2 separate regions of the Homo sapiens genome follow, and region 1 is linked to region 2. A link is a contact called in ENCODE POLR2A ChIA-PET data. All regions are on one chromosome and are shown on one strand. The core of a region is the stretch at or near the end of the contact, and the rest is flanking DNA. Distances in the headings are between cores, read along the strand shown. Region 1 overlaps MTHFD1L (methylenetetrahydrofolate dehydrogenase (NADP+ dependent) 1 like). Region 2 overlaps MTHFD1L (methylenetetrahydrofolate dehydrogenase (NADP+ dependent) 1 like).

What was found. ChIA-PET counts read pairs that join two places held with the same protein, here RNA polymerase II (POLR2A).
Region 1: POLR2A ChIA-PET joins it to region 2 with 12 read pairs in T-cell. The contact joins two enhancer-like sites. POLR2A ChIA-PET finds 5 or more read pairs at or near these places in 3 of 52 experiments (A673, OCI-LY7 and T-cell).

What each region holds. Positions count from the first base shown.
Region 1 is chr6:151,021,558-151,026,858 of GRCh38, reverse strand. The region is part of intron 24 of MTHFD1L (methylenetetrahydrofolate dehydrogenase (NADP+ dependent) 1 like); the gene reads right to left. Among named protein-coding and RNA genes, the nearest start is that of MIR12131, 78 kb to the left of the region's middle. Within about 2 kb of position 1,583, at least 6 of the 41 ENCODE cell types and tissues checked have a DNase peak (open chromatin) inside an H3K27ac peak, as active enhancers do.
Region 2 is chr6:150,925,756-150,931,036 of GRCh38, reverse strand. MTHFD1L (methylenetetrahydrofolate dehydrogenase (NADP+ dependent) 1 like) reads right to left here. Exons shown (of 28, transcript NM_015440.5): 11 at 4,742-4,915. Among named protein-coding and RNA genes, the nearest start is that of MTHFD1L, 63 kb to the right of the region's middle. Within about 2 kb of position 1,421, at least 2 of the 41 ENCODE cell types and tissues checked have a DNase peak (open chromatin) inside an H3K27ac peak, as active enhancers do.

The sequences.
Region 1 (5,301 bases), core at 334-2,833, 96 kb before region 2:
GACTCTGCCTCAAAAAAAAAAAAAAAAAAAAAAAAAAAGGATAGAAAGGACAGGAAAAATCTCAATAGGCAAAGAAGGGAAAGAAAGGCAGAAGCCAAGGTGAAATGGTGTCAAACACAGGGCTGAGTGGGACATAGTGAATATTCTGTCTATATAATGCACAGCTGCTTAACATATTAGCTACTTCAAAAGCCTGGTGTCTACACTTGTGTCTTTGGTCATTTTTGAACTAACATTATGTTAAATCTTCATATTCACCAAAAATGTAACCCTTCTCATACTCTACACTAATTCCTTTCCAAACTTCTTAAACATGTATTTCAGAAACGGAAATACTCTAGAACAAAGCTGTCCACTGCCACTTTCTATCACAATGGAAGATGTATCGTGTGTTCACTGGCCTCATGTGGCTATTAAAAGCACTGGAAATGGGACTGGAACAATCCAGAAACTGAACTGTCAATCTTAGCCACATGGGATATCAGGCAGTATGGCTCTAGAAAATAACTGTGACCAGTGGTTATATTGGTGGCACAGTCTCTCGCACAGAGCAGGCACAACATAAACACTAGCTGAATGACTCCACGAAGAAATAGTAGAGGATTTGGTGACCTTCATGCTTTATTAAATTCATTTTGTAGGTGTGGTGGACCAGGGTCCTAGAAGCTGAGTCACTCAAAGTTAAACAGTATAGCTTTCTTGGAAAGGCTCTGGAAATGCTCACTAGAATTCTTCAATTAAATTATTGAAGTCCTGTTTTTTAGTGGAATAAAATTGATCTGTACATTCTAGAAGAGCTGTTACATTTTAAAATAATTTTTTGATGACAAAAAATGGACAAAATAAAATGAAATGGAACAAAAGTTTAAAAATGAACTGTTAGAAATAAAGATCCATGAAGGCTTTATAACGTAGTAGGGGCGTCTCATCTTACTCAGAGGCCAAATTCTTAAGTCAGCAACTCTGAAAAATCTTTTAGAAGACCTATGAAAAACACTATGTAACACTCCACTCTCAATACCCTAGCATCTCTTAATGAGGCCCCACTGTTGTGAAGTATTGGAACACACTGCCATTTCTTCAGCCCTGCACCAAATGAAGTCGTTGGCATACATCGGGGGCCACAGTGAATGACAAATACATGGTTCTTTTCTTTCACCAAGGCTACAGAGTTGAATTCATATGGGTTAAATCTTCCTATGCTGTGATATTAGCAAAGTGTATTCCAAGTCCCGTAAAACATGTAAAGAGAAGGATCAATTAATAAACTTGTAAGTTGAATAGACATTTCCGGATACACAGTAATTATTTCCATTCGTATTTTGCATTTTAAATGAAGCATAAATTTTAAATGATCTACAAATACAGTTTGGCAAGCAGCCTTTCCTGTACTTCAAATTAAAGTACAACATGAAGCTGTCGATATTAATTTATACTGACCACACCACACTAGGTGCAAGGGCTTGCATTACCAATACCAACTGGAGTCCCGGGAGCGGCTCTGCCCTTGTTACTGAGAACAACAGGCCCCTGTATCGTTGACACAAAGCATGTCCTTGGCTGGAAATCAGCACATCTGAGCTACGTGCCGACGTCCACGAGCCTGCTCAGTGGGCATGGAGCCCTGTGGGCTCGCGGGCCCTGAGCAACAGGTTCACTCTGAAGACGCCTACATGTAGGGAATCTCATCCTTCTACGGCAAACCTGGGGTGCGGTGAGGGTAACCGGACTCTGGGAAATGGAAGAAAGGCTCGCCGCTAGAAAAGCTGCATTTCTCCACATGAAATAGTAAGAAATCCACATGGGTAATCTTTTATTACTCTCAAATAGAATAGTGTAGCAATGCCAAAAAACGGAATATATGGGAATAAGTGATTTTAAAGATCTCATCTCACCCAAAAGAGGGCAAAGTGCTGACTGGTTCGAGCACTCTGCTGGGCCCAGGAACACTCATGTACAGTGTTCTGTTTTGTTTTCTTTGAGACAGAGTCTTGTTCTGTTGCCCAGGCTCAAAAAAAACCCAAAACAAACACACACAAAAAAAACAGGCCGGGCATGATGGTGTGTAGTGGCATGTTCTTGGCTCACCGCAACCTCCACTTCCCAGGTTCAAGTGATTCTTGGGCCTTAGCCTCCAGAGTAGCTGGAATTACAGGCACGCACCACGATGCCCGGCTCATTTTTGTATTTTTAGTACAGATGGGGTTTTGCCATGTTGGCCAGGCTGGTCTCCAACTCCTGACTTCAAGTGATCTGCCCGCCTCAGTCTCCCAAAGGGTTGAGATTATAGGAGGGAGCCATCGTGCCTGGCCTTTTTTTTTTGAGCTTGGCTCTGTTGCTTAGGCTGGAATGCAGTGGGGTGATCTTGGCTCACTGCAACCTCTGCCTCCCAAGCTCAAGCAATCCTCCCACCTCAGCCTCCTGAGTAGCTGAGACTACAGTGCATGTGCCACTATGCCTGGCTAATTTTTAAAATATTTTTAGTAGAGACAGGATCTGCCATGTCACCCAGGTTAGTCTTGAACTCCTCGATTCTAGCGATCCTCCTACCTTGGCCTCCCTAAGTGCTAGGATTACAGGCATGAGCCGCCGCGCCTGGCCAAGCACAGTGTTCTCATGATGCATCTGCTCGTTCCTCTTCTACAAATCTGACTTAGGAACATCAATGTGTTACAAGAGCGAAATGAATGAATACAGGTGCAACGCTCGTTCCGTGTTCATGTTCAAGGAGCCCTTGTACTTTATTAAAAAAAAAAATCCCAACCTCTCAGAGACTGGGGAGACTGGAAGCCTGTGCTGTTTGAGTGTTTTTTTCCCCTAAACCCTAAGATCGTAGTTTTCTGTCTTAAGTGGTCCATTACGTGTGGTACCTTTAATGTTTGTTCCTGTGATCATATTTAATGGTCTTCACGAGCTTGCTTTTAGATTGAGAAAGTGGACACTCTCTCCACTGCAATGGTCTCATGTGATCTAAATTTAAGTCAGAAAGCCTGGGGAGGGATGGAGTGAGTGGTAGAAGGCAGCCGGCCAACATGTAGTGTGACTTTGATAGTTCATCATTTTACCTTCTCTCATAATTTTAGATGAAATAAGGCATTTCTAGAAACTTACATCATAGTGACAATCATTTTGCATGCTAGAAGAAAGCTTTCAATGACACTACAGGGATTCTTGTGACATGTGTAAGTATAATAAATACAGGCCACTGTTTTTTTCTCATTGGGTGCTATTTCAACCATCGAGGAAAGAAAGCTGGGGCAAGCTTTGCCAGAATCACAGGGATGAGTGGGATGCTTTGAGAAGGTTGGGCCAGTGCTCATGACAGGTGCAGATCCCTCGAAACTGTCTAACACAGCTGAATGACGTGCCTGGCAGGCTGGGTGGTGGGTTATATACTGCCGGCCAGCAGAGGTTTCATAAAGAACCTAGAAGCCAGTGTTGGAGAAGCATCTAGATTTGAGAGGGATCTAAGGTGTGTTTGCAGAAGGTCTGGTCAAGCAGGAGGTATCCGGGGCTTGGTGCAGTGGCTCATGCCTGTAATCCCGGCACTTTGGGAGGCTGAGGAGGACAGATCACTTGAGGTCAGGAGTTCGAGACCAGCCCAGCCAACATGGTGAAACTCTGCCTTTACTAAAAATACAAAAATTTGCTGGGCATAGTGGCCCACACCTGTAATCCCAGCTACTCAGGAGGCTGAGGCAGAAGAATTGCTTGAAACCGGGAGGTGGAGGTTGCAGTGAGCCGAGATCGTGCCAATGCACTCCAGCCTGGGTGACAGAGCGAGACTCTGCCTCAAAAAAAAAAAAAAAACCCAAAAACCAACCAACCAACCAACAAACAAAAAAACATAAAAAAAGCAGGGGGTATCTGGAGATTTGGGGTTGGATCATGGAAAGGGGGCCAGGGGATAAGAGGCTTATGGGAGGCTTGTTGAAGCCACTCACATTGAACAATCTAAGACTGTTTAAAGGCAGCTCAACCATAATTAAGAAAGCAGAATATTAAAGAGCATGGGGGAAGAAACAGGTTTATGAGTGAGATGCATAACTGACTGGAAAATGTAAGGACCAGCTTTCCACAGAACACTCCAAACATTCTAATGCACAACAGGAGAAGAGGGAGCGCTGAAGAAAGGGCTACTGACTCAGGCTGGCCCTGGGCGTGTCTGAAGATGGGAGGGAGAGCCGGGGGAGGTCAAAGGCCCTGAGGGGGAAGACAGCTTTTCCAGGGACAAGGACAACCAAAAGAAAGGACAGCCTTTCAACCTAGAGTGTGTTTTTTCCCTTCTAATTACTGTGAAATGTAAAAGGCAACAGAGATGTGCATCAATACCCTTTTAAGTTTTAAGATCCTATTAATTAAACCCTGTATGTACAATGTGAATGTACTTAATGCCACAGACTATACATGTAAAAGCGATTAAAGGGGAAATTGTATGTTATACATATTTTTACCACAATGGAAGATCCCCCACTGTATATCCATAGATATGCATTTTTAAATGTTTATTTCAATGTGGAGGCTCTAGTTGCAAATGCTCCAAGTCCATGTAAAGGATAGTTCTCACACCCCACCAACAACTGGTGTAGGTTCCAGCTGGCATTTTCAAGATGTAGAAAATAATTTCTTAAGAACCAACCAGAAAAACAACAACAATAACAACAAACATCCTGCCTTAAAAAAGACCAGCAGAGGAGGAAACACCCCTGGCCATCTGGGCAGTGAGAGCGTGAAGTTCAGAAGTCAGCAGAGCTGGCTGCGGCTCCAGGCTGTCTTCGTGGTTTGTTTTGCTCTTCCTTCATCCAGCCCCCACTGGGATCAAGAGAATGGCTTCACGCAAGGAACAGGAAAGACCTTTTAATAAAAACAAACACTATCCTGTCTTGCTGTCAAGGCTACACCTTAAAATGTTTGCAAGGCTAGAGGAAGGATACAGAGATGATTTTCAACCTTAACTCCTCATTTAACAAACAATATTCCGACTGAATGTCAAGCTGACTTCTCCGGGTCATACCTCCTTCTTTGCAAAAATGACTGATGTTTTATGATATCACTAAGGGCTCCCAATTCTCACGGAGAAGGAAAAACGTCAGTGTCTTGGTTTAGTTCAGTAGTGCTTTAGGAGACTTGACTTCTAATTCCTGGTTTTAACCCAGAGCAAAATAAACCAATCTTGGAGTTTGACAAAGTTACCTTGAGTTACAGGAGAATTCTTGAAGGTGAATTCAGGAGGCCCACTCTCTTTCCAAGTGAACATGACAGGAGGAAGAACCAGCATTGATTGACTACTTTCCTCCATTT
Region 2 (5,281 bases), core at 172-2,671:
ATATGTAAAACTCATGAGTCCCTAAGATTCTTTTGGCATATTTCCCTGAACAATTCCCAATACTTTTCATTTTGTCAGGCAAAGCAAATAAAGTGATGTGTAGGTGTAAATACCATGCGATATGTAGTTGATGAAATGCAGATGATTCTGACTGAATAAGAAATCCTAAAGTTTGAAGAATGGCTTTTTAAAAGAATTAATCTGTTCTGCATTTGAGTTATTAATAATAGAAGATTTAAAAAAATCTCATTGTTTTATATTTTAATCCCATTGCTGATATATTTAAATCACATTTCTATATAAATTAAAATATGTAATAACAAATATATTGTTATTTAGTATTATTTAAAAATTACTTGGGTATTTGAATTCTTCTAAAGCATGGAAAAAGATTTATGTTACAGTGTTCAGAGAAAAAGGCAGGACAAAAATGATATTTATAGCATGATCTCAATGTGTAAAAAGATGAATATATAAATAAAATATTGAGTTATGAGAGACCTAGTTATCTCCTTTTTACTTTATGTTAAATTTTTTACAATAAGCTAATATTATTTTCAGAATTAGAAAAGACTTTTAGAAAAAGGAAATAATTCTCCATTTAATGGAGGGGTCATTTATATTTTTAAAGAAGTTGCAACAGTGCATATAATGGTTTGATAACAGTCATTTCCCCCTAACGCTTGACCTGGTCAAATGTAAAAATATGAAGATGATTTTTATTTCAAATTGACTTTTCACTTTAGATTACAAATGTTGCTTTAAACCAGTGCTGCTTTTTGCTGTTTGTTTGTATTTTTTAAAGATGGGGTCTTGCTATGCAGCTCAGGCTGGTCTTGAACTCCTGGCCTCAAGTGATCCACCCACAGTCTCCAGAGTAATTGGGTTATAGGCACAACCCGTCATGCCAGGCCCACTTTAGGCTATCGATAAAATAGTTGCCTGTGATCTAAACTGATATCAATATTCAGCTATTAAGGGATTAGATACTGATGACAGTTTACAGCCCTAAAAAATATATCATTTGTTGTGTTGGGGAGAAGGGGCTGTTCATTCTTCCCTTATAGAATCCAGTGTGGCTATTTCCTAAAAATCTTCAAGCTGTGCCACAAATGCATACATATATCATAATCTTACCAGCACGGTTATTTTTTTCCACTACAGTTAAAAAAGAGACAGGCCATTTAATTTTTGTTCCTTCAAAGGTCTTTGTTAGGTAAAGAAACTTAGAATTTCAGAAAAAGAATTGTTGATCCCTTGGTGTTTAATCTGTTCTTGAAAATTCATCTTTAGTCTTCTTTTCTATTTACAACATGGCAGGCCAATTTCAGCTTGATTATACATATTAATGCTAGCAAAAAGCCAGCGTGGAGAAATGTTCTACTGGCCATGGACTGCATTGGCTGTAACCCCAGGCAGTCGTGCTAGCTAGCATTCTCCAGCATGAGGCTGGAGGCCCAGCTTTGTTTACAAGTAAGGAACCTGAAAACAGTATCATCACAGCTTTGTTTTAGAAGTATCAGTTTTGTGTTCCAAGCTAAGGTCAGAGCCATCCATATCTGGATTTCTGATTTTATTGACAAGCCCAAAATGGAGTAAAGCACAAGGACTGGATAAGAAAATCTGCTGCAGGATTCTTCCTTCATAAACAGACAACACATCCTACCAAGTTTTCCTTAAGTGTTCCTATCTGAACAGGGTGAGAAAGCCTGCAAACCCACCTACCAAGATCATCTGAAGCCTGGAAGAAAGGAACCAATTTCACAAATCAAATGCTTTTTCAAGGTCTTAATGGCCAAGAGTTTGTTTATTAATTGCAGACAAATATGCATCAAGCATACTGCCATAAAACAACCCTGACTAAACTGTGCCCTAAACTCAGAGACCCCGGAGCCAATCTAACCAGAGGCAGCTCCTTGCAGGGTGTGGGCCCAGAGGGTGCCTGCAGGTGGAGCCAACCCCTCCCCTCAGCCAGGAACTTTCCCACACTCGATTATGGGGACATTAAGTTTGGGGTTCTAGGTTGGAAAGGGGCTCAGGAATCTAACTGCAGTGAGCCTGGAAGCCTGCGGGAGAAGGGTGAAGCCACAGGCAACCAAGGTGTGGAGCAAAGGATGAATTCCTTACAATGCCAACTGCTGAGGGATTCAGAGAGGCCCTGGCTGTCTGTCCCTCTTACAAAAAAGCTACAGAAGCTGGGCATGATGGCTCACACCTGTAATCCTAGCACTTTGGAAGGAGGAGGCGGGCGGACCACTTGAGGCCAGGAGTTCAAGGCCAGCCTGGCTAATGTGGCGAAACCCCGTCTCTATAAAAATACAAAAACAGTTAGCCAGGCGTGGGGGTGCATGCCTGGAATCCCAGCTACTTGGGAAGCTGAGGCACAAGAATTGCTTGAACCCAGGGGGCAGAGGTTGCAGCGAGCCAAAATCGCACCAGTGCACTCCAGCCTGGGTGACTTCATCTCAAAAAAAAAAAAGAAAAGCTACACAAAGAGAAGGAGAAAGAGGAGGACAGGAAAGTGGGACAGGAGGAGGGAAAAAGGATTTGAAGAAATCACTATATCATTAAAGAGGTGATTTTTTTTTTTTTTTTTTTTTTTTGAGACAGTCTTGCTCTGTCACCTAGGCTGGAGTGCAGTGGCGTGATCTTGGCTCACCGCAAGCTCCGCCTCCCAGGTTCACGCCATTCTCCTGCCTCAGCCTCCTGAGTAGCTGGGACTACAGGTGCCTGCCACCACGCCTGGCTAATTTTTTGGTATTTTTAGTAGAGACGGGGTTTCACCATGTTAGCCAGGATGGTCTCGATCTCCTGACCTTGTGATCCACCTGCCTCGGCCTCCCAAAGAGCTGGGATTACAGGTGTGAGCCACCGCGCTTGGCCTGTTTTGGATAATATTTTTGCTTTATTTGTGGTTATAAATAATTGAACTCACTTCCGGGGATTTTTCCTAAGGAGATAATTAAACAGATGCACAAATCCACATGCCCAAGGTTGTTAATTCTAGCAGTTTAAAATGGCAAAAATTGGGAACACTTTGATTGCCCATCAATAGAAAATTGGTCAAGTAAGTTGTGGAACATCCCTATTCTATGTTCAAATTATTTTTCTGCATCAGTGCACTTGGACAATTAGAAACACTCAGAACTACCAGGGTAGCACTTATTGATGGAACTAGAGGTGCCAGAAGATGTGTAAGATGGGATCTCCACCCTCATCCTGGGCATTTTGCTACTCCCCCAGCCCCTGCTTCCCCAACATGTTTAAGAATCTGGGATGTGGCCAGGTGCGGTGGCTCACACCTGTAATCCCAGCACTTTGGGATGCCAAGGTGGGTGGATCACTTGAGGTCAGGAGTTCGAGAAAAGCCTGGCCAACATGGTGAAACCCCATCTCGACTAAAAATACAAAAATTAGCTGGGCATGGTGGCGCATGCCTGTAATCCCAGCTACTCGGGAGGCTGAGGCAGGAGAATCGCTTGAACCCGGGAGGCAGAGTTTGCAGTGAGCTGAGATCACACCACTGCACCCCAGTCTTGGCAACAGAGCAAGACTCTGTCTCAAAAAAAAAAAAAAAAAAAGAATCTGGGATGTGAGTGATGGAATGTTATGTTGTCATGAAAAATGGTGACATAGCTCAATATTCACTCACATGGAGCTCAGTATGCCACATATGCTTGAATAATCAGGTTGCTTACACAATAGCATGTGAGTGTGACCTCATGGCTGAGAGACTCTATCAGCGTCAAAACAGTCCTCGCAGGTCAACAGTTGTTTCCTCTGAGTGCTTGGGTTTGGGATGTTTTACTTTTTCACTTCTGTTTTCTGAATTTTTAGAATATTTCTACAATGAAACTACATTCTTTTTATAACCAGAAAAAGAAATAAAGAAAAAAGCACTTACATTAATAATTAAATACGTAAAAACAAAGTTACCTAGGAGTCAATTCCAATTACAAGAAATGTCTCTGCCTGACAAATAGGTTTTGTGCCTGAAGCTTTGTATACATCATAAGCAATAGTCACTGAAATGAAATTTCAAGGCAGCAAAGGAATTTATATGGTCTCATGATGTTCCCTCAGGTCACACTGAATAAATATTTGAAATCCCTTGCTTTCTATCATCTTTTCAGCTAGTGAATGTACTTCTTTTTTTAAAAAGAAGGGGAAAAAGGCAAACACTCCTTTTCACAAAAACTATGAATTTGTCTTTTATAAAATAACCAACACAAATGAAAATGGCCCAACATTAGTTTTGAAATGCAGAAAAAGGGAAATAATGAGCTTTTGAAATGTGAATATGTAGGTAAGATCAAGGATATTAACAGGAAAACATGTTTCATATGATTATCTGTACCTTTTCCACGAAAATATTTCAAGTAGAACGCACAAAACAAACTGCTCAGTTCAAAATAGTTTACTTTCAATTCCTATTTTGATTTTTATAATGAAAAATGAAATTCAAAAAGTCAAGGAGGAGCAGGGGTAATAACAACATAATATGAGAAACAAAAGATAAAGCACTGCAACTTGTTTGACTTTATCTTGTGTAGAGTCGACTAGTTTGCTCTGCACTGAAAATAAAAACTTATCTCACACCAAATAAAGAAATGCCAAATGAAATGGACGAAATGTCAAATGTGAGAATAGGATGGATTGAGGGGTACGAGGAGAGAGATAAATAGGGAAGAGTTTTGTAAATATGTCTGCTTGATCAAGTAGATGTTAGATGGTGTCTTACCCAGCAACTAAGACGTATTTTCCATCTGCTTGATCCTTTAACCTTTCTAGCACGGACAAACGTACTTTGGCTTTGCTTTTGCCATAGATTTCAATTTCATCTGCAAGCAATCCAATCTCCTTGGCAAGGACATCCACAGCTTTTGGAGTTTGTCCTCTTGAAATCTCAATGTCACTGAGGGGAAAGACAATACGAAAGAGAGAAAAGGCTTCTCAGCTTAGGTGGTCACAACTGGAGTGAAAACAGCCACACATCACGCCAACGATGAAATCAATGCAATTACTTTGGGGTCCTTTCTCCCAGGCAGTAATAAGCACAACTGCTAATAATTAACGTGTATGAGAAAATGGTGTATCATTTTAGAAATGCAACTCCAAAAAACTCACAAAGATCCTAGAATTGTGTCCAGGTGGAAGTATAACACCTATGGCATAGAGACAAGAACAGCATATTATAATGTGTCCAAAACCCTCCTGCAAGTGTGATTCGACTACAGAGCAAAATGCTCTGTATGGGCCATCATGGTATTCATTAGCGATG